Regions from separate parts of the Mus musculus genome. Here regions 2, 3 and 4 are each linked to region 1. A link is a loop called in an ENCODE intact Hi-C map of the cell type or tissue named here. Cell type or tissue: left cerebral cortex. All regions are shown on one strand. Links, peaks and the distances in the headings refer to the core of each region. The heading gives the core; the rest is flanking DNA. Region 1 overlaps Retreg1 (reticulophagy regulator 1). Region 2 holds the start of Retreg1 (reticulophagy regulator 1). Region 3 overlaps Myo10 (myosin X). Region 4 overlaps Retreg1 (reticulophagy regulator 1).

Region 1 (7,385 bases), core at 1,258-6,257:
AGATGGCTCTGAGTGTCTTGGTTTAAAAATACTCTCCAAGAGCCCAGGCCAAATGGCTGCAGGGTTACAAGTTCTCTCCCGGCTGTCCAGGTACTAAAAGCAGGCACAAGTAAGAATAACCTAACTTCAAAAATAACTAATGAGCAGCACGTGAGGTATGATGATGCCACACTCCCCAGTCAGGGGACCCCCACGGCTACTCATCCTTTAGTCAGACCTTGAGCAACCCCAACCCTACTAACGATACCCCTACTCCCCTTTGCGAGGCTCAATTTTCCACAAAAGAGCTGTAAACTGCGAACTAAGTCAATGAGAAAGCCATCCCTCACAGCCACAAACACTCTGTCCCCGGTGGCAGGGTTGAGGCCCTCAGTGAGTCCTACATAGTCAATATAACACACTATATACACACACATTAGATAGATAGATAGATAGATAGATAGATAGATAGATAGATAGATAGATAGATAGATAGATAGAGATATACACAATATACATAACACTATATATACACACTAAATATATGTATATATATACAACATATTACACCCATTCACCTGTCCTTTATTCACATCACCATAGCTGTTTTGAGGTCAAAATCAAACTAGTGAAAATCAAACTGCTCCCTGGCCAAAGAAAATGGACATAACCGGAAGACCATCAGATTAATGATGGCAGAAAATATGGTCTATTCAGGCAGCGGACTGCTACTCTTCTGTGAAGAGGAGTCGAGTGTGGTAACGGTTATATTATAGGTGAATCTTGAACTGATTACGCTAAGCAAAAGAAGCCTGATGCAGTCCATGAAGGACACATGGCTGTTTATACGAATAACCACAGGCAAATGCATAAAGAACAAGGAGACTGTGGTTGTCTAGAGCTAGAGGAGCCGGGGGCAGGGAGGGGGGTGAACAATGACCTGAGGGTCCCTCTGAAGGTAATGAGAACATTCTGGAACCAGACAGCAACCCTGGGTTTTCTCCAGGTCACCGGTTAGTCTCTGCCCATTTACTCCTCAGGTCACTGGTGAGTCTCTGCCCATTCACTCCCAAGGTCACTGTCGAGTCTCTGCCCATTCACTCCCAAGGTCACTGGTTAGTCTCTGTCCATTCACTCTACAGGTCACTGGTGAGTCTCCGCCCATTCACTCCCAAGGTCACTGGCGAGTCTCCGCCCATTCACTCCCAAGGTCACTGGTGTGTCTCCGCCCATTCACTCTCCAGGTCACTGGTGAGTCTCCGCCCATTCACTCCCAAGGTCACTGGTAAATCTCTGCCCATTCACTCCTCAGGTCACTGGTTAGTCTCCACCCATTCACTCGCTATCATCCTTTCCCAGGATGCAGCTCATACCACCTGACCTGTTTCCTCAGCCTTCCTCTCATCTTTAAGCCCCTCGATTTGTTTTCAGTCCTAACAGCCTCCTCCCCAACCTGACACATAAAGGAAACCCACAGAGACCTCATCACGCACGCAAGTCTCTGAAGGCTTTCCACACCTTAGTGCTTCCCTCCTGTCTCTCAGGACACAGATGCTGCTGCCTCCAAGCCTTGCCCCATGCCGGCTTCCGGTATAGCATCGTCATTTGACTCGGGACCCTCCTCACCACACCGGTTCCTCTTTTGATCTTCCTTTTACCTTTGTCCCAGGGGCAACATTTTCCTAGACACATTGGCTGTCCTTCTGTCTTTCTGTCCCACCAACCCTGACACCCCTGCTTCAGGATACTGCTCTTGGACAAATTGAATCAAACTATGTCAGGACTCAACTACGTCACCAACCAGGTAAAACCTATTGCTTTCGTAGATAGACCTGACCAATTTGCCCTTGACAATTTCCAGTAAAGACTGGTTCTTTCACATCATAACGAATATGTACTGGCTGGTTTTGTGTGTCAACTTGACACAAGCTGGAGTTATCACAGAAAGGAACCTCCCTAGAGGAAATGCCTCCATGAGATCCAGGTGTAAGGCATTTTCTCAATTAGTGATCCAGGGTGGGAGGGCCCAAGGTGGTGCCATCTCTGGGCTGGTAGTCTTGGGTTCTATAAGAGAGCAGGCTGAGCAAGCCAGGGGAAGCAAGCCAGTAATGAACATCCCTCCATGGCCTCTGCATCAGCTCCTGCTTCCTGACCTGCTTGAGTTCCAGTCCTGACTTCCTTTGGTGATGAACAGCAATGTGGAAGTGTAAGCTGAATAAACCCTTTCCTCCCCAACTGCTTCTTGGTCATGATGATTGTGCAGGAATAGAACCCCTGACTAAGACAGAATTTTCCACTATTTTCCTATGGTTGCTGCAACAAACTGCCACAGGCTTGTGGCTTGAAGCCCCTCCCAAACATAGTCTTGGAGTTGTGGCCTGTCTATTAGCCGTCTCCCTTCCAGAGGCGGTGACCCAAACCATCAGCTCCTTGGACCAGCTCTCCTGGACCCTCCTGGACGCCTGCTCTTCCTCCACCTCCTGTCCAACCCAATCTTGTCTTGCTCTGGAAAGAGCCCTGTGGTGACCCCGGGTCCATGTGCACAATCCAGAAAATATCTACACCCTACATCTGCAAAGTGCCTATTGGCATTTAAGGTGACAGGCACAGGAGGGATTGGAATGTGGACATGGTGGGGCAGTAGGCTTGCCAAGCCCGCACTAAGTACATCACGGTTCTGGAAGCTCCCCATAGCACTCGCATATTTTCCTAACAAACAGGGATCTTTGCCTGGAACTTGAAATGGTTATTTTATACCCCGAATCAAAGAATCACCAACGTATCCTCCTTCCACACGACTGCCTAGAAATGAAGCTACTTTCTGGGGGTTGTGATTTGACTTTATATAGGGTTCTGGAACAGGAAGGATAAGAAAATATCTGTTAGCATTCTGTCTAAACTCCACCCCATAGTTACCTGGCAACAGCCATGTAGGTCTGACCCATTATAAAAGGGGCTGCTTGTCCCCTCTCCTCCCTCTCTTGTTCTCTTGTTTCTATCCTTCCCCATTCCCTTCCCTTCCCCCTCTCTCGAAATGCTCATGGCCATGGCTGGCCTCTACTTCACTTCTCTTCTCTTCTCTTCTCTTCTCTTCTCTTCTCTTCTTCTTCTCTTCTTCTTCTCTTCTTCTTCTTCTTCTTCTTCTTCTTCTTCTTCTTCTTCTTCTTCCTCTCTCTCTCTCTCTCTCTCTCTCTCTCTCTCTCTTTCTCTCTCTCTCTCTCTGCCTCTACTACCCTCTTAACTCCCCTCCCCATGCCCTGAATAAACTCCATTCTATAGTATACCATCGTGTAGCTGGTCCCTCAGGGAGAAGGGATGCCTTGGCATGAGCCCGCCAAGGCACCCCTTCTCCCCCATAGCTCACCACACCCCCATAGAACATACCACCTTTCTCTTTATCATTTTATAAACACATCAATGTCTGTGTGTTTTGATTCAGAAGCAAGTTGTAGGGAGGGGGAAAACTGTCTACAGCAACAACAGACTGTGAGAAGAAACTGTAGCAAAAAGGCCCAGAACATCAAGTGCCTCTGCTTCTTCCGCCCTCCAAGACCCTTAGCCATTTATCCCTAGTCCCTGGCGTTCATTTCTGGGTGTCCTCTTTGCCCACTCTGCCTTACTCTCCACAGGCATGTGTCTCTTCACACTTTTCTATTGTTTCTCTTGATCTATGTTATTTAATTTTTACTCTTCTCTACATTGCATACACATGCAAATATGCATCCTAAGTATAGACAGATGTAGATTTTAACTGGATCTTCTTCTTGTAGCTGGGGAAGCACAGATGTGTTTGTCTTGCCCAAAGGTTGAAGTTGTTAACCCGGCTTTGGAGTGGATGGCTTCATCTCCCTAGCAGTGGGTTCTTTCTCAGCGTCCCAGAAAGGTCCCGCCTCCTACACGCCCCCTAGTGGCCACTAGCGGAGAAGCACCATTGAGCAGACGTCTTACTAAGCCCTAAGGAAAACTTTCCAGAAGGCTTGCAATGGTGCTAAATGATCAGTCTAGGCCCAGAAACCAGTGCCCATTTAACACACCCTTCCTTCCATAGATGCTGTTAGCATTTCTCCTAGGCTCCGCCCCACAGTTACCTAGCAACAGCCAGGTATGCCTGATTCACTATAAAAGGGGCTGCTTACCCCCTCCTCACTCTCTTGCTCTCTTATCCCTCTGTCTTTTCTTCTCTCCCCATTCCCCTCCCTCTCTCTCCATGTGCTCATGGCCAGCCTCTTCTCCTCATCCTCCTCCTCCTCCTCCTCCTCCTCCTCCTCCTCCTCCTTCTTCTCTCTCTCTCTCTCTCTCTCTCTCTCTCTCTCTCTCTCTCTCTCTCTCCCCCCCCCTTTCTCTGTCTCTAATACACGCTCAACTTTCCTCCCCATGCCCTAAATAAACTCTATTCTATATATTCTACATTATACTCCTTGTGTGGCTGGTACCTCAAGAGGAAGGGATGCCTCAGCATGGGCCCCTCAGAGCCCACCCCAACCCCAGCCGCGGCACCACACCTCACTCTACCAAACATATCCCTGGCTCCTTTTTCTTTCTTATAAAACACACCAGATGCAGCTTCCTGACTTCAGCAGATGCTCACATGTGCACCAGGAGTTTCTCTTTGCCTTTCAAGCTTTTGCACTGCAAAAAGACTCAGGGAACCTACGAGCAGTGCAAATAGATGAAATCTAAAGGTTGTGCTATGTGCACGAGATAGAACTTTACACAGCATAAAAACGTTCAGTGACCCACAGCTTGATCCAGAAGCACAGCTATGGTTATTTTATTCAGAGAGTATTCTTATGTCCCAGGCTAGCCTCCAACCTGCTGTGTAGCCCAGGATAACCTTGAACTCTTGATTCAAATGCTTTTGCCGCCCTAGGTCTGGGGTTACAGGCATGTGCCACCACACTGGTTTTATGAGGTGTTAGGGGCTGAACCCAGGGATTCAGGCATGCTAGACAGACACCAACTGAGCTACATCCTCAGCCTTCATTTTATTTTTAAAGCCATGAGTTTTATCTTTAATACTTTTTGAAAAACATATTCATTGCCATTACACAAACATTCATCCATCTCCAGGGAGTTTGACTCCAGTCTGGGCTAGTACTTCCTTCAGTGTCACAGGCTCCACCACAAAGAAGAATATGGGTCTTACACATCTACACATTTATGGGACACATTAAAAGGCCCATAAATAATTTTTAAGTAAGTATACGACCCGTGGCGAGAGATAATAAGCCTGTTTATCCACGTCATTTCCTCCAGAACGACTTCACAACTAAGCTCCATTTTGTAGTTGGCTTTGATGGGTCTCAACAGCCAAGTACAACTTGAACAACATAGCAGCGTTGGCTGGAATCTTGGGAAGTCCTGTGCATGGCCTGGAGGCCCAGCCCAGCAACCCTTGTGAGGATTTGTTCTGTCTATGAATAGGCCTCTTCTTTTGTCAGGAGAGGAAGAAAGGGGCTTTGAGTCCCATTGGACAATAGATAACTACTGAATTGTGCTCAACTGTTATTTTTTTTTTAAAGGCATGAAAGCCCCATTGGAGTTCTCCTTTTGGCACAGGACAGGCTTGCGAGTCTGTGAAGCTCTGCTTCCATGCTTGCCCGGTTATCATTAGACAAAATAGGCTTACGCAGCCATCCAGCAGGCTTTGAGCTCAGTGACTTTATTCTCTGAAAAAGAAAACCATTCTTCACTTAACTCAACCAAATGTACCTTTTGCCAGAAGATACTCCTTCAAACTCATGTACACCCTCAAAGAACGTGTCGTTGCTGGGGCTGTCGCTCAGTAGTATAACACCTGCTTAGCATGCAAAAAGCCACAAGTACAATTCCTTGCAACACACACACACCAAACAAACCAAAAAAACATTTTTTAAACTGTGTGCCATTTGTCAGACGAGACAACAACGTAGAGACACTAGGTGAATTTTTGGGTTTTTTTTTTTAAAGAGGAATAATATCCTCAGAATTTAATGTCCATTTTGTGGGAACTATCTGGAAGCCCATGGAACAAAAGAACATTGAATGCCAGTGCCAAATGTTAGTGCCCACGCTCCTGCTTGCCTCCGCTGGCCAGGATGACCTGTGCTCTGCCCCAAGGTGAGTCAGGTTGGTGCACCGCCCACCCAGCACCCAGCGGCAGTTCCTTGCTATAAGCTTCTGGATGTCCCAGAAGATGTCAGAAGTCCCCCAGTGCTTTCTCACTCTCGATTTCTACAACTTCAATGCCAGTGAAATAAACCTTAAATAAATCGATATGGAACAATAAAGGAACTTCTGATGCAGAAAACCTAGCCCCTTAATTGGGTTATAATGAACAAACTACTATCTATCTATCTATCTATCTATCTATCTATCTATATGTGTGTGTATGTGTATATAGATATAGATATATGTAAATATATATATTTGAAGGGCAAAGATTTAACCAGAGCGGGGCAGGTGAGTGGGATATAAAGTGAATAAGTAAAAAAATAATTTTTTTTTAAAAAGTTATTAATTCAGTCCAGTTGATGGCAACCTCTGTATAAATCCTGCATACAGTTTGCAGAGCTCCTGCTGTCAGACAAACAGGTGAAAAAACGAGCTGTCCTCAGAGCATGCATTTGCATAAATGACTGTTCTGCAGACCTATACCGACATGATGCAGCCTCTGAGTTAAAAAGTTCCCAGTCACTATCGATGCCGTTGAAAATCAGAGCCCGGTTTTGGCATTGGGAACTGCTGCAATGCAAACCCTTGCAGAGTCTGCAAACAGTCCTTAAACGTCTGCAGTATTCCTGTACACGTGCCGTGCGTATGTGCGCCACCACCTCCACGAGAGTCGTCCGATGCTTTCCCCTAACTGAAGAAAGGCTCACAGACAGGAAGCCAGGCTCATACTGAGACCAAGCCCAAACTGAAAACAGACACTGGAAAAGGGAAGACTAACCCTTGCTGAGTAACCTGAGCATATCAGCTGTCACACCAAAGGACAGTGGGGGACAATGTCCAGCCACTGCCGAGGAGGAGGGTTAGCATTAGAATCCATGAACTTGGAATAAAGAAGACCCTACTAGTACATGGCTCCCATGAGCACAGAGCGCCCACACTAGCCCCCCCCCCCAGTGATCTGCCTGGCATTGTGTATTTAACCTATAAGTTGTTGTCTTTCTTAATTTTTTTCACTGTTAAAGCATTACCCAAGGCCAGACAGATACTAAGACCATGGAACATGCATGCCAAGTTACCACCTAGGAAACTCGGACAGAAATATTAGAAATTCCCATCGCTGGAAACTCCAGTGAACAAACACAGGCGTCCCATATGTGATGCAGGCCTTCTTGCTGGGACGAGGTACCCTACAGTAAGCGAGAGCTGCAACTCCCCACTGCAATCCCCTCTATAGTCAATCTATAGCCAATCTA
Region 2 (7,385 bases), core at 1,306-6,305, 58 kb after region 1:
ACTGTATATTTACAAAATTAACTTCCACAACACTGGAACAGCAGCAATGATCAATGAAGCGCCCATTGCTTATGCTAAAATCGGGGTTTTCTGTTTGTTTGTTTGTTTGTTTGTTCTTGAGTTAGGGTCGAATTCTACAGCCCATTATGTTTTTAATATATTGACTTATTCATATTTTTTTCATAGAAAACAAAAGCATTAGCATTCCCAGGACCCAGAAAATTAAAGGACCAACTGAGGCCATCTCTAACCAGGAATGATGGCTCACACCTGGGCTCAGCGCTTAGGCAGCTGAGGCTGGAGGATGATCTTGACTTTGAGACCAGTTGGGTAACAGAGTAATAACCTGTTTTTATGGTGGCTCATGTCTTTAATCCCAGCACTCAGGAGACAAAGGCAGGTGGATCTCTAGGAGTTGGAGGCCAGCCTGTTCTACAAAGCAAATTCCTGGACAGACAGGGCTACACAGTAAAATACTGTTGGGGGGCTGGGGGCTGGGGAGAAAGAAGGAATGAAAACAAAGATAGGCTCATTTGAGAAGATATAAACTAGCTTTTTTTTTTAAGTTTTAGGCTTTAAGCAGCATATTTTAAGTTCAGAGAAACAAATAAGGAAGATCTCAAAACCAGTCATTCATCAATTAAAAAAAGTCCTAAAGTCCAGTGGATTATAGCACAAAAGCAGCAATTGCTTCAGGATTCTGAGAGCAGGATGGTTCTCTGTCAGAGCAAATGCATGCGTGGAATTCAGCTACTGCAAACAGGAAAAAGAAAACAAGTAAGATCCTAACCAGGTTCAATCTGTGGCCACTGTTTTGTCTTCCCATCAGAGTGATAACTAAGACGGGCAGGAGAGAATATTAAATATACTTTTTAATTATTTATACAAAAAATGGTTCCAACAATGGTTCTGAAAGAATACGTCATAAGGAGGCTAGAGAGGTGGCTCAGTCAGGAATGTGCCTGTCACGTCAGCAATCAGATCTCTAGCACCACATACAAGCCAGGCATGGCAGTGTGTGTCTATAACTCCAACATGAAGGGCTAGAGACAGGCAGATCCCCGAGGCTCAGTGACCAATCAACCCAGCCACGTATATGAGCTCCAGGGTTAGTGAGAAAGCTTGTTGGAAAAAAACTAACGAGAGCAATTAAAGAGGCCCTCTGACCTCTACTATATGCACACACACAGATGTAGAACAGAACATAATCTCTCTCTCTATCTCTCTCTCTCTCTCTCTCTCTCTCACACACACACATATCACAAGAAAAATGTTTGCAACTCTTTACATTAATTATGCAAAATCCATCATATACAAAGAGCTCCAGTAAATCAATAAGAAGATCCACGTCTAAAGGGAAGAAACAACCAGAGTTGTTGTAACAGATACATAGGCACTGCAGAGAAAAGATAATCACAGTGTCCTGGAACACAAGAAAAGCATTCAGTCTTAGACAAATGCAAATTTAAAACCATCCCGGAGTACCCTTTCCCCTTACTAGATTTACAAGAGAAAAACGATTTTCAGAAGCTTCTTGGCAAAAGCATAGAGGAGCAAGCTGTCACACCCACTGCCGGGGAGCAAAGAATCTGGTAGAATCCCAACAACAGTATGGCGGCCATACCCACAATACAGTGACAGCCATGAAAATGCAAGGGCACATGCCCTCTGACCCAACTGTTTTTCTTGTGGGACTCACCCTTTAAACGGTTCCATAATATGTACAAAATGATACACACTACAAGACTCAGCTATCGCACTCAAAATGTGCATGCTCTGAACTACAGCTGAGCCTCCTTGGGGAGGTTCAACACTCTTGGAAAGGAATTCTATGCGTTGAAAACAACAAGGAGTACTCAGCAAGGCGTCCACCCATCCTTAGTGTGCCAGCTCACAGTCTGCACAACACACAGAACTTCTGCTGAAACAGGCACCATCCAAAAAAAAAAAAAAAAAGAAAACAACAACAACTCAGAGAGCTAGCTGCCCCTGTGGCCTCTGGGAGGAAGCTGAGAAGCCGAGATGGGCGTGGGAAAGAGATTTTCAAAGGGAGAAGATTTTCAAAGTGTTTACATTTTTGTACCTTCAAGCTTCAGAACTGTGGTGTTTTTAAGTAAATAAAACTTTAAAACCTAAAACAGGCTGCTTATTAGTAAATCATTGAGACCCAGCCCTAAGACTTGGTGTCCTGCCCAGCCTAGCTCACTATGATATAACCTCTTCATTTAATGGCTACGGTAACTTTACAACAGGATAGAGACCTGGGTTAAACTCCAGAAACAGCAAGACTGAGAGACCCAAAGCTAATTAACATCCACAGACAGCAACAAGACACAGCTCGTTTTCAGAGTAAACCAAGACCAGCGGGGAGCTGAAGAAAATCCTTCACGTTGCTCAAGTTATTAATCTTGAAGAAAAAAATAACAGGCTACGTCTCTTTTTATGCATTTATTTATTTCCCAACTTTGGGGTTAAGAAACCTACGTCCTGTAAATAGGTACTTGTTAGGGAAACTGCTTATTCGGAACTTCGAGGGCCCTGTTTGTTATGAAGGCACTTAGCAAACAAAGGTTTTTTTTCCCCCTTGATGAACTAGTACCAGACGATACGGCTCATGGTTCCGTGATGGAGCCAGACGCTGCCTGATGCTTACCTAGGCAGAACACTTTCTGGTGAGGCAAACCTGTTGATTGGGGGCTACTCAAAGAAAATCCCTCCCCTATTCCCTCTGGAGTTTCTCTGAAATTACTACCCACCCACCCCCCACCTCCACCTCCACCCCACCCCCACAGCTGTGCAGTCTTGGGGCGGGGCGCTGTACCTAATCCACCTGTTTGTTTACCTCCTGCTTTCTCATCTGGGATCTAAGACAGTAAACCCTACCCTCCAGGGGAAAGAAAAACAAATCATTCACTGCCCATCTCTGGTGGCCCACGAAGGCAGCAGCATATAGAATGTACCTAAGGTGGCCCAGATATGCCTCCGCGGGTGCAAAAAATTAATTCAAGCCCTCGGGCCTCTGAACCCCCCATACTTGAAAGTACAGGTCAAGACCTGAGAGTTAACAATACCAGGGCCGAAGTTTTCAAGAGCTCTGGACCATCCCTAGATACAGGAGCTCACGTGGGTCAGCTGACCATCATCACCTCCCCTTGGAGACTGGACACCCGCAGCAAGGGTGACAGCCACTCACAGGGAAGTGCGTCTAGAGGAAAGTTGAAATGGGTGACTACCTGTTTCAGACAGGTGACCAAGCAAGTGGGACCAGGCTTCACTTCCACCGCAGAGGCCCCCGCAACCCCCCCAGCCAGGCCACATCCGGCCATGGGCGCCCCAAGGTGACCTGCCCTCTGGGGCGCCCCCACCCAGCCCGAGCGCTCACCAGAACAGCAGGTTGGCACCCAGGAAGGTGAGCAGGCTGCGCAGCGGCCTCTTCCAGCTCAGGAGCTCGTCTGCGCGCCAGCCCAGCCACAGCACGGGTTCCCCGAGCAGCCAGGTCAGGGCGGCGGCCACCCTCCCGGCGGCCTCCTCCACCTGCGGCCCCGCGCCCTCTGGCCCTGCTTCCTCTCCGGGAACTCCAGGCCGCGGCGGCTGCTCCTCGGTAGCCGGGCATCCTTGTGTGGCGTGCTCCTCGGGCGCCGGGCTCGCCATCTTCAGCGGTGTTTTGCTGGCGGGGACGGGGATGGGGACGGGGACAGGGAGGGAGGCGGGCGGGCGGGTGGGCGGGCACGCGCGCGCGCGCGCCTGGCGGTGAGCGTCGGGAGAGCAGCGGAGACAACGGGGGACCGGTCGGGGCGCAGGGTGCGCACCGCGGGGTGCTGGCGGCTGGGTGCCTTGTGACGTCAGGCCTGGCCGCGCCGGGAAAGAGGGTGCGGTCAAGTTCGTGTAGGGGCGGGGCCGCCCTGGGTCTGGCTGCACATCCTGGGCTCGGATCCGTGGGTGCTAGCTGGGCGGCGTCCCTGGAGAGCCTGGGACCAACGAAAATACTTCCTCTTTCCTTCCAGTTGAGGGGGCCAGGTAGAGGACTCGCCCCCAAGGGAAGTCTGGGCTTTGGATTTTAAAAGGGGGAAGGTGGTGCATTCTCACTTTCTCCAGCCAGAGCAGACAAGTCGTCCATCCTTTAGTATTGAAGAAAATAGCTGGGTGCCCCTGGCCATGTATTTTAGCACTTAGGACTCAGCCCTTGTCCAGGTCCCTTGCAGGAACACCCTGCCTAACTGTGTCAGATAGAAACGCTGACTTGGGAAAGGAAGAAAAGCACACTTGGAGTCAAGGAAGAACCGGTTTGGCCCTCTGATTTCAAGAGTGAGGACCCGCCAGACCACAGGGCACACGCTGGTGAAAGTCGCTTCCAGTTAAGTGAGTTGTTCTTTGCAGAATGTCATTGAGCTGATCAGGAAGCAGAGAAGGCAGAGGGTGGCCTGTGGCCTGCCTCTGCTAGTGTGCCAAGTTTTAGAGGTGTTTCAGTAGATCCGATGTGCCTGTCACAGGGCGGCCTCAGAGGTCGAAGAATACCGGAGCTCCCCATGTGGTTCTCCTGGTTGTGGGAAAAACTAAAGGACTGCTGTGCATGTCCAGTCTCTGTTCGTTTCTCTAGAATGAAATCCCCTCCTGCAATCATGAGAGTCGATGCATCAGGGGTACCTGGTATCCTCTGGGCATACTCTGTATCCAGCCTGCATTCACGGGATGAATTTGGTGCGTTCTCAAAGCAAAGAGAGACCACCGCCCCTGGGTTAAAGTTTGTAATGCTAATCTAGAGGGCCTCTGTGTCTATGAATGTAAACATTTATTTACACATTACAGGCTAGACGTGGACAGTTATCTAAATGAATGTTGTATTTGAAGGAATCACAAGTCTAGGGTTCACACAAAAGTTGGTTGACCACCCACTGTGTGCCTGGTACACTGCTGGGTCCTGTGGATGTGACTTCTACCTGCAAGAGACTCACAGTCCAAAAGGTATCACTTACAATTGATAAACGCTGTGATGGAAATCCTCAGTGCCAAGAGATTTCTCCTTTAAACTGCATCCAAAAATCAGGTTTCAGAAGGGTTTGGGATGTAGCTCTTGACTTGTTAAAGCTCAGAGACTCACGGTGGGCGTGGCCAGAGGGAGCAGGGCTCTCTGTTGGGAGTTCTGCTTGGGAAAAGGTCACATGAGTTGCAGGTATAGATCAGTCATTGTTTTCTTCAAGGACATTGTTACTCTGCAATGACAACTTGCCATCCGGGTGACAGCTCCATGCAGAGAGGTTCTGGAAGCAAGGAAAAGGCAGTATGGGAACAATTCAGTCATCCTTCCCACCCAAAGAACTTTGTCCAATGTGGGACCTTCTTGGCCTTGGTGGAGGAGCTTGGGGTGGATAAAGATGCTTTTTGATGTGATTTGGGCTTTGTTTAGTACTTGACAGGGACATGAGCTGAGGACGCAGGGCGGTGGGATTGTAGAACTGGTGTCCCTGTGGTCCAAACCCAGGACTGATAAACTTTCAGGAACAAGTTTACAAGATTCTTCGAGTTCCTCCTCCCCCTGAATTCTAATTATCTGTTGTCTGGATCTGTGGATGCAGTAAAAGCTGCTGGCAAGGGAGTCACCAAAAAGCTACCCTCTGGCTGCTATGGGTGATTTCCATCTTCATTGTCTCCCTTTAATGATGAATCTTTCCAGAATAGCTCTGATTTCTGAAGGGTTTTCTTCTCCGTCCCCCGCCCCCCACCAAAATACTATAGAGAAAAGGCTGCTCAGACAAAGGCTGGATTAATCCCTCTATCCCTATGTCCTCCTTTACTTCTGACCTCTAATAATTACTGAAAACTTGTGGAATGCAAGGAGACACTGGTGGAGACACATAAATTGGTATTACTGAGTAGTTACTTTGTGATGCCCACGTAATTTATTCAGCCCTGAGCACAGAAAACTAATGTTGGATGGAAGCTGTAAAGTAATTCTTGTTCCCTGCTTGCAGCAACTTGGATGTGGCGCATGGCTTTAATCTCAGCACTTGGGAGGCAGAAGCAGAAACTGAAGCAGGCAGATTTCCATGAGTTCAAGCCCAACCTGGTCTACATAGCAAGCTCTAATCTAGCCAAAGCTATACAGTGAGACCCTGACTCAAATAATTAAAAACAAGTCTTGTGGGTTTTTTTTTTTAAATTTAAGACTCTTGTTTGATTTTGACAATTTTGGGGGGGAATAGAGTCATGAATACTAATGAGCTACATAATTAGACAATATATATCAGAAAAGGACAAAGAAGCCAGAAAGCTGCCCCCTCCCAAATATGAAAGAGAGGGAAACAATTGTAGCTACTGGATGGGTAAAAAAAAAAGAACAATTCAGGCTTTGCAGACGCCACTGTCGCTTTTCGCCGCTTGCTGCAGCCATGGTCAACCCCACTGTGTTCTTCGACATCATAGCCGATGACAAACCCTTGGACCGCGTCTCCTTCAAGCTGTTTTGCAGACAAAGTTCCAAAGACAGCAGAAAACTTTCGAGCTCTGAGCACTGGAGAGAAAGGATTTGGCTATAAGGGTTCCTCCTTTCACAGAATTATTCCAGGATTCATGTGCCAGGGTGGTGACTTTACATGTCATAATGGCACTGGCGGCAGGTCCATCTACGGAGAGAAATTTGAGGATGAGAACTTCATCCTGAAGCATACAGGTCCTGGCATCTTGTCCATGGCAAATGCTGGACCAACACAAACGGTTCCCAGTTTTTTATCTGCACTGCCAAGACTGAATGGCTGGATGGCAAGCATGTGGTCTTTGGGAAGGTGAAAGAAGGCATCAACATTGTGGAAGCCATGGAGCGTTTTGGGTCCAGGAATGGCAAGACCAGCAAGAAGATCACCATTTCCGACTGTGGACAACTCTAATTTCTTTTGACTTGCGGGCGTTTTACCCATCAAACCGTTCCTTCTGTAGCTCAGGAGAGCGTCCCTACCCCATCTGCTCGCAATGTCCTGTAATCTCTGCTCTCACTGAAGTTCTTTGGGTTCCATATTTTCCTCATTCCCCTTCAAGTCTAGCTGGATTGCAAAATTAAGTTTATGATTATGAATAAAAACTAAATAAGAAAAAAAAAAGAACAATTCAGAAACCAACAGGTCTTGAAAAGGCTAGCATTAAGCACATAGGGACTCATGTTTTTCTCTTTTAAAAGTAGGTAGAAATTTTGTTACAGAAGACAAAGGGAATAAGTAACTTCCCATGTAGAGAGAGAGTCTCATTAGGCAGAATCAAGTTGAGTCACAGGAGAGCCAGAAACACACCAGCAAGACCTTGCACACATGCTCGAGTGTGTGTGTGTGTGTGTGTTTCCACTTTCCCTTTTGGATTCTTGCAGTGATTCCACAGTTCTCAAGAAAAGGAGTCGTTGA
Region 3 (7,385 bases), core at 1,218-6,217, 95 kb after region 1:
AGCGGTCTTAAATAAAGACATAAGGACATTCATGCTGGCCTGGGGCAGTGGCTAAACAGCAGCAATGAAACCAGGATTCCACTCTCCAAGGTGCCGTTCCTTCATAGTAGGTCATCACGAGGAATGGAGAAGGACATGCTAGCTCAGCACTTCTGCGCTGCCAGCTACAATCCGCAATGTTCTGAAGTCTGAAACGTTATAAGTGCTGACTTGAGGAAGAAAATATTTAGATGGAGACGCGGGGCGTAGCTCAGGGCTAAAGTTCTTGCCTCTTTGCACCAGAGCCTGGGTTGAATACCCAGAATGCACATCAGGAAAAGTCAATCCCTCTTTTGCAGAGTTGCACTGCACTGCCTGGCGGTGTTGGCACACACCTCTAATCCCAGCAGGGGCAGGTGACTCTGAGTTCCGGGACAGCATTTGGGAAGTGGACGAAAGGGGTTCAGACCACCTTCAAATACAGAGTAGGTCTGAAGCCAGCTGAACCCAATGTTAATCTAGATCAAGAGCAACAGAAATCAAGCCAACCAGCCAACCAGCCACACACATGGAGGTCATCCTACTGGCGACTCCATTATAGAAATATTTGCTACAAAGGAACAGAAAATAAACCTTTGAGGAGGGCCGCAATATGGTTCAGTGGGTTAAGGTGCTTGTCTCCAATCCTGACCACTTCAGTTCAGTGACCTTTGCCCTCTTCCAGATGTCACACACACACAGGTAAAAACAAAAACTACCGAAGAAAACACAACAAAAAAACAAAACAAAACCCGTGTGGGACACGAGGATGCTCGTGGTGAGACTCAGAAGGCACAGAGCCAAGTGGTCCCTCTGTCCCTTTGTGTGACCCCAGGGAGGTTCAGGTTCTGAGACAGTTTGGTCCGGACTGTACAGCACCTGCCTGTTCAACCGGTTCTCACCTCCACATCAAAGAGTGTTGATCCATAACCAGGCCACTCCTTGATCAGGGCCATATACTTGGCCATGGCTTGTTCCTGGTTCATCCCCTGCAGTTTCTTCCACTTGTCAATGATGCTGGTGCGAGCCGAGCAGACTTCCTCCTTGATCCACATGTCCAGCATCTGCTCCTCCTCCGCCTTCTGCCGAACCACCGACCCGGTCCGGAAGCTCCGCCGCAGCGTGCCCTCCAGGAAGCTGGTCCGTCTCTTCTCGAGGCGCTCGTACGGGGTGAAGGTTTTGGTCGACTGACTAATGCGAGCTCTGAGTCTCTGCACAGAGTAAACCTCCTCGAGGGGTGGGATGGAGGTGTGCGGGGTATAGTCGCCCTGCAGATACTGCAGTCTCAGGGCAGCCAGCACTTGGAGGCTTTCCTCAGGGGCTGGGTGGTGGCCATGGATGACGGCTTCGTGGGCCTAAAGGAGGTGACAGACAGCAAATATGTCAGGAAACCTCTACTCATGCCATGCAGACTGTATCCCAGCCTCCCTTTTAAGCTTAAATTCCTCCCCCGCAAAGCACCCACCTACCCCCACGTTTCCACTTGGATTTCTCCTAGCAAAGCACGGCCTGCCGCTTCCAAGCCAAATTCCTCCCCTTCATGGGTGTCATCCAACCCTGGAGTGGCTTTTACTCCTATGGTCTCTTGGCAGTGATACTTTTTTTAAATTCACTTTACATCCTGATTGCTGTCCCCCTCCCAGTCCCCCCTCTACTCCCCCTCCCCTTCTCCTCTGAGAGAGTGGAGGTGCCCTGCCTGAGTATCCCCTGACTCTGGCACATCAAGTGTCTTGGCAGTGGTGTTCAAACCGAGTGCTCATTCCACAGTGAGTGGTTAGCTTTTCCTTGCTGGTAAGTCTGCTACCGCACCTAATCCTACAGACTTTAGCAGTTTATTTATTTGCTGCAGTAATGGGCTTCTCTCTCTTGTCTCTGACAAAGGAAAAGAATCTGTCTCTTGGAGTTCCTTTTACCTGTTCAAACATAAACGCAAACTCCACGCTGTCTTTTGGCATGCTGTCGGTGTCCAGGAAGCAATAAAGTTTGAAGTAGAATTTCCATGGCGCGTCCCCGGCTTCTGACGTGGCAGCTAGCCTACAGGCAGAAGCCACAAAAGTCTCAGAGCAAAACCAGAAATGGGCCATGGTAACCCACAGAGGGCTGATTTCACACAGCGTACTCTGAAGATGAAGCTGTCCTACCATATGATGGGACAAAGAGGTGACACAAGGGGTCGTCACACAAACAAAATAGCAAGGCAGTCCTTGTCAGATCTCCTGGGTAGTTTAACCAGAGGGAAAGTGCATTGTTCCAGCCAGGTTCCACTTTAGGGTAGATAATAAAGAGAAAGCTTTCAAGCAAAGAGGGCCAACAGGTGGCAGAGAGGAAAAGGTAAATAGATTAACAAGGGTAAAATATAAACTAACGCAAACACACGTGTTCTCCAGGCGTTTTGAAGGGGAGGAACTTACTTTTCAAACTTTGCCAGGACGTCAGCTACGATGGTCCGGCTTTCGATGGCCTTGTCCACCTGTCCGTTGTACTCAAACAAGGCAAACATGTTCCTGCTGTCCTCCATGGCGAGCCCTCGGATCAGCTTCTCCACCACCTGGAAGACACATCAGGGGCTCTCAGCTCAGACGCTGCTGCCGCCATGCGCTTTACATGCATACGACGTCATCTGTCGGAGGGAGAGGCTGGTGTGGCAGGGTCCACACAGCCCTCTGAGACTGCTGCCCCGGAGCCTGAGCATGTACTGGCTTGCTCTTACTGTCTTGATAAATTCAGCTTTGACTTTCTTCTTCCCTCCCCTCCCCGGGGCGTGGGGGGAGGGGCAGGGGAGAGGAGGACCACTAACTTACGGTTTTCTTTTTTTGCAAAGCCTCAGTAGTTGGAAAAATAAATGAAACCCCTAAGTCCCATCTTTTATCCGATATATTGATAAGCCTTGAGAAACAGTGGCGATTTCTAATGATGAGTCACTTCAAAAGGCTCCTAAGGCTTAATTAGCAACGCCACCATCATTCCAAGCTTTTGTTGGGCTTGATTTAAGAGGTCAGGGGAAAATGTGCTCTTCTGATGTGGTATTCTCCACATTCTCATGGCAGGCACAGAGAGACACCTGGTGGCCGAAGAGACTCGACACACCCTTCTCACAGGGTTTCCCCATTGCAGATCTAGACACGTTCAAGATGGGGGAGATTACGTCTGAGGGACACTGGCTTAGGTGGAGCTTTGCATTTGCACGTAACTCAACTTTTACCTCTACTGTGTGTGTGTGTGTGTGTGTGTGTGCGTGCGCTTGGCTGCTGGCTGTACTGACTTCCTTGCTTGTTGAGCGGATACACTGAGCATAAACACACATTCAGGTACCACAGGCGTATGGGCCAGTGTGCAACAAGCACAAGGCGATTGACTGTCGGCATTCCCTACCTCCCCGGCTGTGGTGTGGGAGTTGATGGTGATCTTGCAGGAGCCTCCGCCATGGCAATACACTGTGGACGTCATTTCCTGCCGGTGGATCAGAGCTTCGATTTCATCTCGGGAAGGCACAAACTCTCTGCATTTGGTTTTCTTAAGGGATTCGTAGATAAAGAGGGCGTACTTCTCCATCTCGGTTCCTGGGAACTGTTCCCGTATCCTGGGAGACAAAGGTGACTGTGAACTGGAGATAGACACAGGCTGGCCAGAGGGAGCTGGGATGTGGGGAGGGTTCAGCAGCAGAGGCTGGGAGGCTGCCCCCTTGTGGTGACAGGAGTGAATGGCAGTGTCTTTCTGGTTAGGTCCAGCTTTAGTTCAGACATGGAAAAAGTAAAGAACCTACGTTGCGGGTAGTCCGCTGCCAGTTTTTTTTTTTTTTTATGTGGCACCGCTAATAACCAAAATTATAATGCCTTGGGCCATGGCCTTGAATTCAAAAAGATCTGCCTGCATCTGCCTCCTGCTGGGATTAAATGTGTGCACGCCATGCCTACACCTGGCCTTTCTTTGTTAATGTAGGGGTTCACGATGTACTCTATCTAGGCTGGCCTTGAACTCTCGTTCCTCCTGCCTCAGTGAGGAGATTACCAAAACAAGACACCGTGTCCAGCTTTAAATGTTGTTTGCCACAGTTGAGCAAAATGAGACTTGTTAGCTGCCTTTGCCACACACAGAACAATGAGATTAGACAGACTACTCAGAGATTCACCTACGTAGCCATTTTTTTACCTAAAAGTATTCCATAACCTCACGCTGTCAACCTCAGAATAAAATCTGATAAGAACTAAGTCAGTTCACACACACACACACACACACACACACACACACACAATCAAAGTTGGGGTTTTCTATAGAGAGAGTAATTAAATGTACCCAGCATGAATACATTAGTGGCTTGATTCTTCATTCGGCTTAAAGGGCAAGAGGACATCTAAGTCATACACACTTGCTTGAGGGGCCCTGTGGGTCGGGCTGGAGAGCCCTGTCGCAGCGTTTGATGTCGCAATGGTGGATTATACCTCTGTAAGCTCTGCCCAGCTTCTTTCAAAAGTGCCCCCTGGCCTAGTGCTCTACCTTTTCAGGTGGAACTTGAGGTATTTGAGGATCCCGCGGCTCGGCAGGAAGGTGCAGCTGAGGCAGGTCAGGATCTGCCAGCTGTAAAGGTTGCCCACGCTGCCGGGATGGGGCACCTTGTTGGTCTGTTTGATGAGCTGACAATACAGTTCATCCCGCAGAGGCCGCAGGTCGTGCCCGGTCTGCAGGATGCCCTGGATGATAGGGATGGGGTCGGACATGGACTCCAGTTGTTGGAGAGAATTGAATATCTTGATGGCTTCGTCCTGAAGGGTCGTGTAGCCTTTGTCTTTCAGCACTAGGGAAAGAAAGCCAACCGAAATCACTGGAGGGGCTGGAAGAAGTTATGACAGGCGCAGGAGACTAAAGGAAGGGATGGGGGTGGGGACAAGCAGCCACTTCTAAGGAATGTCCGCGCAGAGGCGAGCGAGCTGCACTGCTCTGTTAAGACAGCTGAGGTTTTAGTACAGAACCTGCTTGATTAAAACCTGAACTATAGTTGGACAGCTCTCTTGCTTAAGACGTGATACTGTCTAGGACCTATGTACCTTGACTAAAAATGACAGGTTACATCTCCTGTCAATCCATTAGAACTTGAGAATACTGTCAGGCAAAACTGCAATGAATCCTCTACAGACCGTAGCCTTGCCTCACGCGTCTCGGATGTGCTGCGTACCTCCCGCAAGCTGCCGCTGCTGACACCATGCTACGAAGCCACTTCATAATGAAGGAATGAACATATAGACAACTCACTGGATGGTGTATTGACAGTTAAAGACAGAAGGGCTGGATAGGCACACCTTCCTACCACAGTCCAACAGGCACTGTATACTCACTCTAAGGATTGCCCTGAATTCATGGAGAAGCACTCTCTAATGTCTCAACCTTCCTAGCCCTAATGCTGCTTCTTTAATACACTTCCTCCTGCTGTGCTGACCCCAACCACACAATTACTTCACGGCTACTTCCTAACTGTAACTTTGCTTCCGCTATGAATTGTTAAGTATCTGATACGCACGATACCCAATACGCGAACCCCCAGCAGGGTCGTGACTCAGGTTGATAAACCGCTGCCTTACATCTGTACTTGAGCATGTTTTACCGTCTCTTTCCTGTCTGGAATGACTTAGAGACTCTCTGAGGTAGCACTGCTTCCACGTTAGAACAAAGTTACGAGGCTCTGAGGATCCTGGGGGCTTTCTGAACTCACGGTTGAGATTTATGTCCCCATAGGGAAGAGGCAGGAGCGGGGAGTGCAGCGGGTGATGCGTGTAGCGAAGGATCGGGTTCCGCTTGTAAATCTGCTCCACCACGTCAGAGTTGAGGCAGTTCTCCTACAAAGCAAAGCAGCCATTGAAAGAAAGCAAGGAGGCGGACTGTGACGAGCACCTACTCTTAGAGAGCGAATCCCACCATGCCTCCACACACAGAACATCTTTCACAAAGTCCAGGAAATCCAGCGGTGACCATTTCCAGCCAAAGAGAATCAATCCAACCTGGATTTAAGCACGGACCCCAGAAGTATGTGACACAGTTCAGTGTCTGTCTCAAGTGTTCCAAGTCTCCTCACGTTATTAAAACCCCCCATCCCTGTAGCTACTCACACGTCTACTGAACAAATTAATCTTCATGATTTGCCATCAATCGTGGGATCTCCAAGTATAGTTCACTTTAAAATACATTTTGATAGACTTTATATTTTGAGTCTTAGGCAGATCTAGGGTAGCCTTAGAACTCATGACAGTCCTGCTCAGTCGGCCAACTGTTGGGATTATAGACATGCAGCGCCATAGACTGGCTTTAATTATTAATTTTTTTGACACTTCTTTTAAAGACTTCCTTTTTAGTTCTGTGTATATGTGTGGTGTCTGTGGAGGCCAGAAGAGAGAGCAGCATAGTATTCTTTGGAACCAGAGCTAGAAGTGGCTAGGAACTCCCTGACATGGGTCTGGGGACTGAACACTGGCTCTCTACAACGGGCGCGAGCACTGTTCTTCAATGCTCGGCCTCATGGCTCTTCTGAACTTGGAAATGACACACCTCACACCCACAGGGACACGTCCCCCTTAGGCCCCTCTGCCGAGAATTTAAGATCTTTGGACAGAATCCTATCCTGTGTTGACGCTCGTCACATGCTACTGGGATGCCACGGAGGCAGCCACATCACTAAACAAACAGCAGGGTTGGGCACAGGCACTGATTCATTCTTCCAGGGAAATGTCATTTCCAGTAGGAAATCTTTCCAACAACACTCGCTGGAGGCTGGCAGAAAAGCGATGGTTTAAATCTTCTAGTTAATTGGGGTAACTTGTCTCATTTCTGAAGACACAGTCTTTTATATTTGGAAAAACTATTTATTCTCTGAATGTCTGAATTTGCAATTAGAGAATAAAAATAGATGGCACAGCTTTGATAAAAATGTGTGGCTTGACATGGAAAAAAAAACCTGCCTCCTCTCTCAAAAGGAAGCTTAGAAAAATATCTTTATTGCTAAAAATGAGATTATTTGTATCTAGGGCCCTGGGTTCCACAGGAAGCTTGGTTGTGTACTGGGGATTAAGAATTTGCTGTAGCTTGGTCTCAAATTTCTAGAAAACATACCACATTGGAAACCCCTGGGTTTGGGTAGGAAATTCCAACCTTGGCTCTATCAGACCACCAGGGGTCTCCAGCTTCACCGGGGTCCACAGCACCATGAGGGAGGTTTGTGGCAGCTGGCGGCTAATCATCGGTGCTTTCAACCAACAAACATTGACTGAACAATTAAACTTACAAGCAGGGAACTGAAATTTTACGAAATCAATGAGATTTGTTGTTTCTGGCGATCTGGAGGTAGCTGTCAGGGATCCCAAGTGTTCTAGCACAATCTGGGC
Region 4 (7,385 bases), core at 1,158-6,157, 58 kb before region 1:
CTTCACATTTATGGACCATGGACTCAAAAGAATTGATCACTGCAATATAATTGTTGAAAATGCTATAGTGAGGAGCTGGAGAGATGGCTTAGCAGTGAGAAGCACGTGTCCCTCTTTCAGAGGACTCAGGTTTGGTTCCCAGCACAGCAGCTCATAACTATCTTTAGTTCCAGTTCCAGGGACCAACGACTTCTTTTAACCTCCACATGTATGCATGTGTGCAGTCCACAGATATACATACAGGCAAAACACCCATACACATAAAGATAAAATTTTTAGAAACAAATGAAACAGTGATTGTTATAGGAATATGCATCTCTATAGTCTTCAAGTGAGTCAACCATTAATTTATGTCACCATATTTTTATGGGTAACAGAATTCTACAATTTGGAGTGAGGTCAGACCTAATGTCAGTTTTTCCCATTCCTTCATGTTGTAGATGGAGAACATTTAAACACACCCAAGTTGTCTCACCTACTTAGGGACAGAGTCAAGACCTAAGAACAAGATTCATGCCTTCCAATTCCATTGAACTTAAACAATGTAACCTTCAAACAACAAATAAATTCACTGCTACCCTTTAAAAAGAAAACACGTTATTATTGAGAATAGGGAACATTCCTTGTTTCTCTTCTTCCTAGAATGAAGAAAAAAAGAACTGCGATTGACCAACACCAGTGTGGGTTCATTCAAGCCCAAGCCTTTCCAGGAAAGCAGAGCATGTCATGTGCAGAATCCAAATACTCAGCGGAAACTAAGACCCATGCGTAGTTCTGGGGGTTAGGACAAGTGACGTCTGCACGCCACTTGTTGCTCCATCACAAAACTCTAGGTTTCCCTAGAAAGCCTGGGAAACATAATAGCAGAGTAGTAATCTCTGTGAATCCTGGACAAAGTCTGGGAGATGTCTTTTCCCTCTGGCTGTCTTATCATCCTTGCAGTAGCTGATACGCACAGCAAGGCCCCACCATCATACAGGGAAGTGAAATACACTTTAGCCTTCAAAACAGTTCTAGATTTTACCAAGTTCTTAACCAAACACCACACACCATCTATGATGAAAGTTCCTCTAAGGGAGAAAATTTAGTTACCACCAGTGTAATTGTTAATATTTCTTCCTTGCTTTCAGACAGGACATGCAAACTCCAGGTTCAAAACAAAGTAGTGTCATGACTCCCTCCCAACTTGGTGTTTCTTAACAGTGAGCCAGTGGTACACTGTGGCCACTAGAGAAGGTCCACCGAAGCATCACCATTGGATCCTACCAGCTTCAGTTTCTTGGGGCCCTCATGCCTTTAGTCCTAGGAGTTTATGTCACTGCACAGGTCCCAGTCCCCTTGTAGCCAGTCTAGCTTTCAGAGAGGCTTGGCTCCAGAATCTGCAAATCTTCCTCTCTCTCAGGATAGATAGATAGATAGATAGATAGATAGATAGATAGACAGACAGACAGCTAGATCAATCTCAATGCCATTTACTTAAGTTTTCTTTAGTCTTTTTAGCAAGGTATTGATCAACCTTTAGCCCCAAACTCCTTTGTCAACAGCTGAAGAATTTATGGACTGTAAACATAATATGATGGCTCCTGGGACAAGCAGCCCCTTTATCAACAGGAAGGAGCTTTGAATTGAATTTTAGGCCAATATCCTTGCTTTTCTGTCTCCCTGTCCTGGTAAACTGTAACTAGTCATGTGCATGCTGTACGGAAGTCCACCCTTTGGAGTTTTTCATTGGTGGTGTCTGGCTCCCAGGCTACTGAAATGGGCCTGGACCTCACTTGAGAAGATCCTGGTGGAACAGTTTAGGGGAAGCTCAGAAACTTGCAAGAATAAGTGATCCAGGCACTCTGCACCATGTGTTTCTTACCCTAAGAGTCACTGTAAGCAAAATATGTGGAAGTACTATTTTAAAAAATAGACAGAGATATTTGCCAGGGCAAGATGGTATGTCAGGGGCTAGATTTACTCATTAGGCAAGAGAGAGAGAGACAGAGAGAGAGAGAGAGAGAACGCACCAAGACTCTTACAATTGCCTAGCTCACTGCCTTTACAATTTCCAGAAGCCAGAGCAGAGAGGAGCCACCCAGGTGGGATCTGTCATCTCCCTGAGCTGACCCAAGAGTGAGGAGTCCCAGGCCCGAGAGTAGATGAATAGAGAGAGTGCACTTAGTAGGTCCGCAGGGGAATCCCCTGACATTTTCAGCAGAGGATTGATAGGTGTGCCTGCATGAGAAACTCAGACAGCAGGAAAGGGCTGTAATGAACGCATAGAAAGAGCAGTGTCTGTGCGAAGAAGCCTCCATGTCCTCAACTCAACTAGAAAAACCTCAATATCCACAGTCATTGATAGAGCACCCAGTGGGGTCTTGGCTCAACAGCCAAGAAAATGAATCATCTCTGAACTAAGCTCTGCCCTGGTCCTGAGGGCAACTTTTACAACCAGGCTCCCAAAGGGCCTCCCAGATTCAGTTGTTCAGTAGATTTCAAAAAGTCAAATAGGTCTGAATCGAATTTTTTAAAAAACGAAAACTTTTGTGCGTGTCTTTGCGTTATTTTGTACTTCTTTTCCTTTAAGATGATAGTTATCAGGGCTGGAGAGATAGCTCGCCAGTTAAAAGCATGCACTGCGCTTCCCTAGACCAAAGCTTAGCTTCAAGAATGGCCCCCTCATGCAGCTCACACAGGCCTGAAATTCCAGAGCCAGAGGGGATCCAACACCTCTAGCCTCTTTGGATAACTACAGTCATGTACACAGACTCACACAAAACATATAATCTTTAAAAATATAAAGTTATCCAAAGCAAGGTTTGAGGGGGTGTGTTTGTTTGTTGCTGGTTTGTTTGTTTGTTTGTTTGTTTGGTTTCTGAATCAAGATGCCATGTAGTCCAAGATGGCCTTGAACTTGCTATGTAGCTAAGGCTAGCCTACTACTCTTGATTCTCAGACTTCTACTTGCAGAGTGCTGGAATTATAGCATGTGCTATCATGCCCAGTAAAAAGTGCTGGCTGCAGTCTAACATTTAACCTGATGGAATTCTCGTGCGCTGTCTGTGGCTTCACAGTGTAGGACACAGTATTCTCCATTAGGGGGTTCTCTAAGATCAGGAAACATGAGAGTCAACGCTCTTTAAAAATAAACTGTCGGAGCTAGAGAAAGTAGCCAAGGAGCTAAAGGGATCTGCAACCCTATAGGTGGAACAACATTATGAACTAACCAGTACCCCGGAGCTCTTGACTCTAGCTGCATATATATCAAAAGATGGCCTAGTCGGCCATCTCTGGAAAGAGAGACCCATTGGACAGGCAAACTTTATATGCCCCAGTACAGGGGAACGCCAGGGCCAAAAAGGGGGAGTGGGTGGGCAGGGGAGTGGGGGTGGGTGGATATGGGGGACTTTTGGTATAGCATTGGAAATGTAAATGAGCTAAATACCTAATAAAAATGGAAAAAAAAAATAAACTGTCTATCTGAAAGCGGGGAGATGTGCTAGCTAGGGTTTGACCAACAACACGAATACCGAAACAAGTGAGTCTTAGTGTCATTTTCAAAAAGTAAGATCTCTTGTGGGCACTTCGCTTCTCATAGTCCACTGAGTCTACAGCAAGTGTGCTTACTGTTACTGTTCCTAACTCCAGAGACTTCAAGTGAGGAGGCATAGCCCTCAACCAGCGAGATGACACATGACCACGTAGTGCCTGAGAACACACCCATGCCCACATGGCACATGTATACACACACACACACACACAGAGAGACAGAGAGACAGAGAGAGAGAGGGAGAGAGACTTCACACATGAAAGTGACATGTTAGAAATAGCTTTTAATCTCAAGCTACTAGAGAAAAATTAATTTGTAAACTAAGGGGGTTGGATAAGAGAGACAAACTTGTTAAATACAAAATGTTTTCATTGCTGTGGACAGGGTAGGATAAACTTGTTGCTGTGTGGCTATAGACTGTCCCAAAGTGCAAAGTCTATTTAAAAGTGAAGACTATTTTTCAAAACAAAACATTTTTAATATTTTCACATATTTTTAACTTGTTAAAGGAGATAATTACCAAAGAGATGGGAAAGAGAGGGACAGGAAAAACCAAGTGTGTGTGTGTGTGTGTGTGTGTGTGTGTGTGTGTGTGCTGTATGTTATGTGTGTTGGGGGAGGGACTAGAATATAAATGAATCTTGAAGGTCCAGTTTGAATTCTTAGTACTGCTAAAACCAAGAAGCAATGTACACAGCAAGGCCATCTACAGACTAAGGCCAATTTCCTTTTCATAAAGCTGTTTTTCAGTTTTATTTCTGCCATTTGTAACAAAATAAAGAACTAACACATTTTAAGCTAAAATAACTGAAAACTATACATTTTAAATTATGAGGCAGACAATTATTAAAAATAATTGTAGAATAAGATTACACAGATTAGCAAGACTTTTTATTTAGGTAACTTTTTTTTTAAGTTGAAAAGAGCCAGGGAGATTGAATAATGATTCAGATAAACAGAGAAACCCATTTCAAGTCCAGAGTGTCATGAGCAGACAACACCTTCCAGGGGACAGGGACTCTTCCGACACTTAGAAACTCAATAACCTCATTTTAGTGATCATGTCTGATTTATTATATTCCAGGTTACTGCCGAGGAAGTTGAAGTCTAGATTCTTTATCTGTGTGGCTCAAGGTCACATGGAACAGGAGTGACCGGCACAGGAAGTACACGGTCCACACTGGAACATACAGATCACTTCAGAGACGAATGGCAGAGGGCATCCATCCCTAACTACGACGAAATGAGTCAAAATAGAGACAGGTAAAGAGCAGCCCTGGTTCTAGGCCAAACTTGGGCCTCTTCTCTCTTTCAAGCACAGTAGCAGTTTCTATGCAGTTCCCAGTAGCCATCCTACAGTCTGGGGCCAGCTGCTCAGACTAAATTATATCCTTCTGTATAATGACGGACGGCCCTGACTGCGGTCTGCTAAGGGCTTCATCGGCAAGCACTGTCTCAGATCATCACTACGTGATCCTTGTTCTCTCAACAAGTCACCACAGCACCCTGCGAGTCAGGACTGGTGTGCCAGTCTCCATTTTACCCCCAGAGAAAATGGGGCTCAGGAGATCTGTTACTGGAAGCCATGCTTTTTCTATTGTCTTCATGCAGAAATTCCACTGTGATGGTTTATGATCCTTGTAATGCTCACTCCCCATTGGATTTTAAATCACATTAAAAATGTTGTGGACTCTCTTCTGAGCTCTCTGAGACAAGCAGAAAGGCCTGGGGACAGAGCTCGCTTGTTCCAGTGCTTGCCTCACACACACTTCTCTGGTAACTTTGTAGATTTTCCATAGTCATGTGTGAATTCGTGATCCAATAATCACATTCAAACATACTTAGAAGATTCCTGGCAGAGCACTATGGGAGACTGTTTCACAGTGTGATTTTATTAGAGATAGGAAGTATACATAAATCGAAGCTAAACAGTATTTTTCAGAAAGTTAGCCATGTCATCGTCCAATGTAACAAGCTTTTAAAAAAAGATTTGTAATAACTTGTCACCTAGCAACTGTGACAAACAGCTGGTGCAGCCCTCACACCTATAAATACGTTTTGGCCTAGAGACCTTTCATTCTCAGCGAGTGACTCAGGGTCTCATGCTCACTGCTGGTGACCATCTGTTGATGCTAATTCCTGTTGAATTTTTCTTAGAAAGGTCAGTCAATATCTGGTTACACACTTTACCATTTCTTAGTGTAACGTGTCGGAATTTTTTCTTAATCCCCTGGAGACTTGCTATGCCCTCTATGAGTGAATATGTGTAGGGAGAGGAACAAAATAAGGACAGGGAAATGTCTCTCTCCACACACAGAATTAGAGCCATGACGAAGCAAATGGGATGTGTCAACTGGAGGATTAAACAAGCAAGCAAGAGATTAAACAATTACAGAGTGCTCAGAGCGGTCTCTCACTTTCTCAGACCAATTAGGCAAGGAGCACCTTCTCCCAGGGACAGGGACAAAGAGGCGCCAGCTCCGTGCCTGTTTTTCTTACCCACAGAAGCTGAGCCCCACCTTCTTTGGGCAACTTAGTGTTCTGTTTAGACCCCTCATACACGAACACGCACACAAACATGTACACTTACACACAATCATGCATGCATGCACACACACCCCTCCCTCCCTCCCTCCCTCCCTCCCTCCCTCCCTCCCTCCCTCCCTCCCTCCCTAGTTTGAAAAGGAACAGGAATTGGCCAGTCCTTGAGACTGTCCTTCCCCCATGTATCTCAAACTAAGCAGTGCCACTTTGGGACAGGGAGACACGATTATCTAATCCACCATCTAGAAGGATGCTTTCTTCTGCTAGCTGGGAGATTCTTTTGACGTGCCTGAGGATAAGACACCAGCCATTTTCAACTTTTCTGCCTTTGTTAGTGTCTAATAACTAGGCTCTATAAGACAAGGTCCCAAGCAAGGAAATGACCTTCCCAAGTATAAGGCAAGCAAGCACTCAATGGAGACATGTGGAAGACTAAGAGGCCCGTCCTTCTTGAATACCAACGCCAAGATTTGATTCAATCACTTCCCTGTCTGTCCCGAAGCAGGAAAAGACTTCCACTCTATCCTCAAAGGGCAGATAAAAATCAGAGTCAAGAACCAGGCTTCACGGAAAGCAACCTGTTATTGTGGAGGGAGTATGCCAACTTCGAATTCTATTTGATCTGTAGTTTCCAGCAAATTACAGTCCAGGATTTATTGCACTTGGGCTCAGAAGTAAATGTCCATTCCCTGGTTTTTGGATCTTAGGTTTAGAGGTATGAAACTGGTGACAATTTTTTTTTAAAAGAATATGTTTCTTAGAATTGAAAAACGATCAATGGACAACATAATTCCTGATTTTGCTCTTTAGAGATTAGACTAATGACACTGGGTCTGAGCCCAAACTGACAGAATTGCCGAGTCATTCCAACTTGTGTCTAATACAAAGGCCAATTAATTAATTAATCATTAATTAATACAAAAGAAAATTAATTGTGATGTATATGATAAAGAAGGATAACATGGGTTCTGGAAAAAAAACTTGATGACTCTCCTGCATTGCACAGGTATCAGCTACTAACCAACACGGTGGACCGTTTGACTGTAGGTCACATTCATGCCTTGAGCCTTTCTTTAAAGAGTGTACTTATTTGTTTCTTTCTGTAGGTAAGCCATCAGTTGAATGAAATAATTAGCAGCTATGAAAAGAATATATCCATGCCAAATGACCACACCCTACTGGGCATAAAATCAACTGCATTCTCAACGGGGTATCTCTGCTCTGCTAAACTCGTGTATATTTTGAAAAAAACTTGATATGGTGTAGATGGTGCAGGTGTTAATGGTAAATTAGCATAATGCAGTAC

What was found. Hi-C counts contacts between places; a loop is a spot of excess contacts. Peaks named below come from ENCODE experiments on the same cell type or tissue, not always from the same donor. Only the 100,000 strongest peaks of a DNase experiment are listed, where the experiment ranks them.
Region 2: a loop joins it to region 1, with 1.9 times the contacts of the local background. A loop is called at or near these places in 5 of 42 quality-filtered maps.
Region 3: a loop joins it to region 1, with 2.3 times the contacts of the local background. A loop is called at or near these places in 14 of 42 quality-filtered maps.
Region 4: it touches region 1 in a loop (5-fold over the local background); 13 of 42 quality-filtered maps call a loop at or near these places.

The regions. Positions count from the first base shown.
Region 1 is chr15:25,897,262-25,904,646 of GRCm38, reverse strand. The region is part of intron 3 of Retreg1 (reticulophagy regulator 1); the gene reads right to left. Among named protein-coding and RNA genes, the nearest start is that of Mir7212, 47 kb to the left of the region's middle. In left cerebral cortex, for the core only: a CTCF peak has its summit at 3,888 (motif pointing left); DNase peaks (open chromatin) are centred at 3,882 and 5,425; H3K27ac peaks cover 524 bases.
Region 2 is chr15:25,839,610-25,846,994 of GRCm38, reverse strand. It overlaps Retreg1 (reticulophagy regulator 1), which reads right to left and starts at 3,697. Exons shown (of 9, transcript NM_001034851.2): 1 at 3,383-3,697. The coding sequence starts at 3,651. It also overlaps the pseudogene Gm4824. In left cerebral cortex, for the core only: a CTCF peak has its summit at 3,785; DNase peaks (open chromatin) are centred at 3,511, 3,860 and 5,969; H3K4me3 peaks cover 2,308 bases; H3K27ac peaks cover 1,742 bases.
Region 3 is chr15:25,801,724-25,809,108 of GRCm38, reverse strand. Myo10 (myosin X) reads right to left here. Exons shown (of 41, transcript NM_019472.2): 34 at 5,723-5,846; 35 at 4,513-4,810; 36 at 3,391-3,598; 37 at 2,430-2,566; 38 at 1,932-2,052; 39 at 921-1,373. Among named protein-coding and RNA genes, the nearest start is that of Retreg1, 38 kb to the left of the region's middle. In left cerebral cortex, for the core only: CTCF peaks have their summits at 3,085 (motif pointing left) and 3,705 (motif pointing left); DNase peaks (open chromatin) are centred at 1,379, 3,102 and 3,679.
Region 4 is chr15:25,955,225-25,962,609 of GRCm38, reverse strand. The region is part of intron 3 of Retreg1 (reticulophagy regulator 1); the gene reads right to left. Among named protein-coding and RNA genes, the nearest start is that of Mir7212, 11 kb to the right of the region's middle. In left cerebral cortex, for the core only: a CTCF peak has its summit at 3,053; a DNase peak (open chromatin) is centred at 3,072.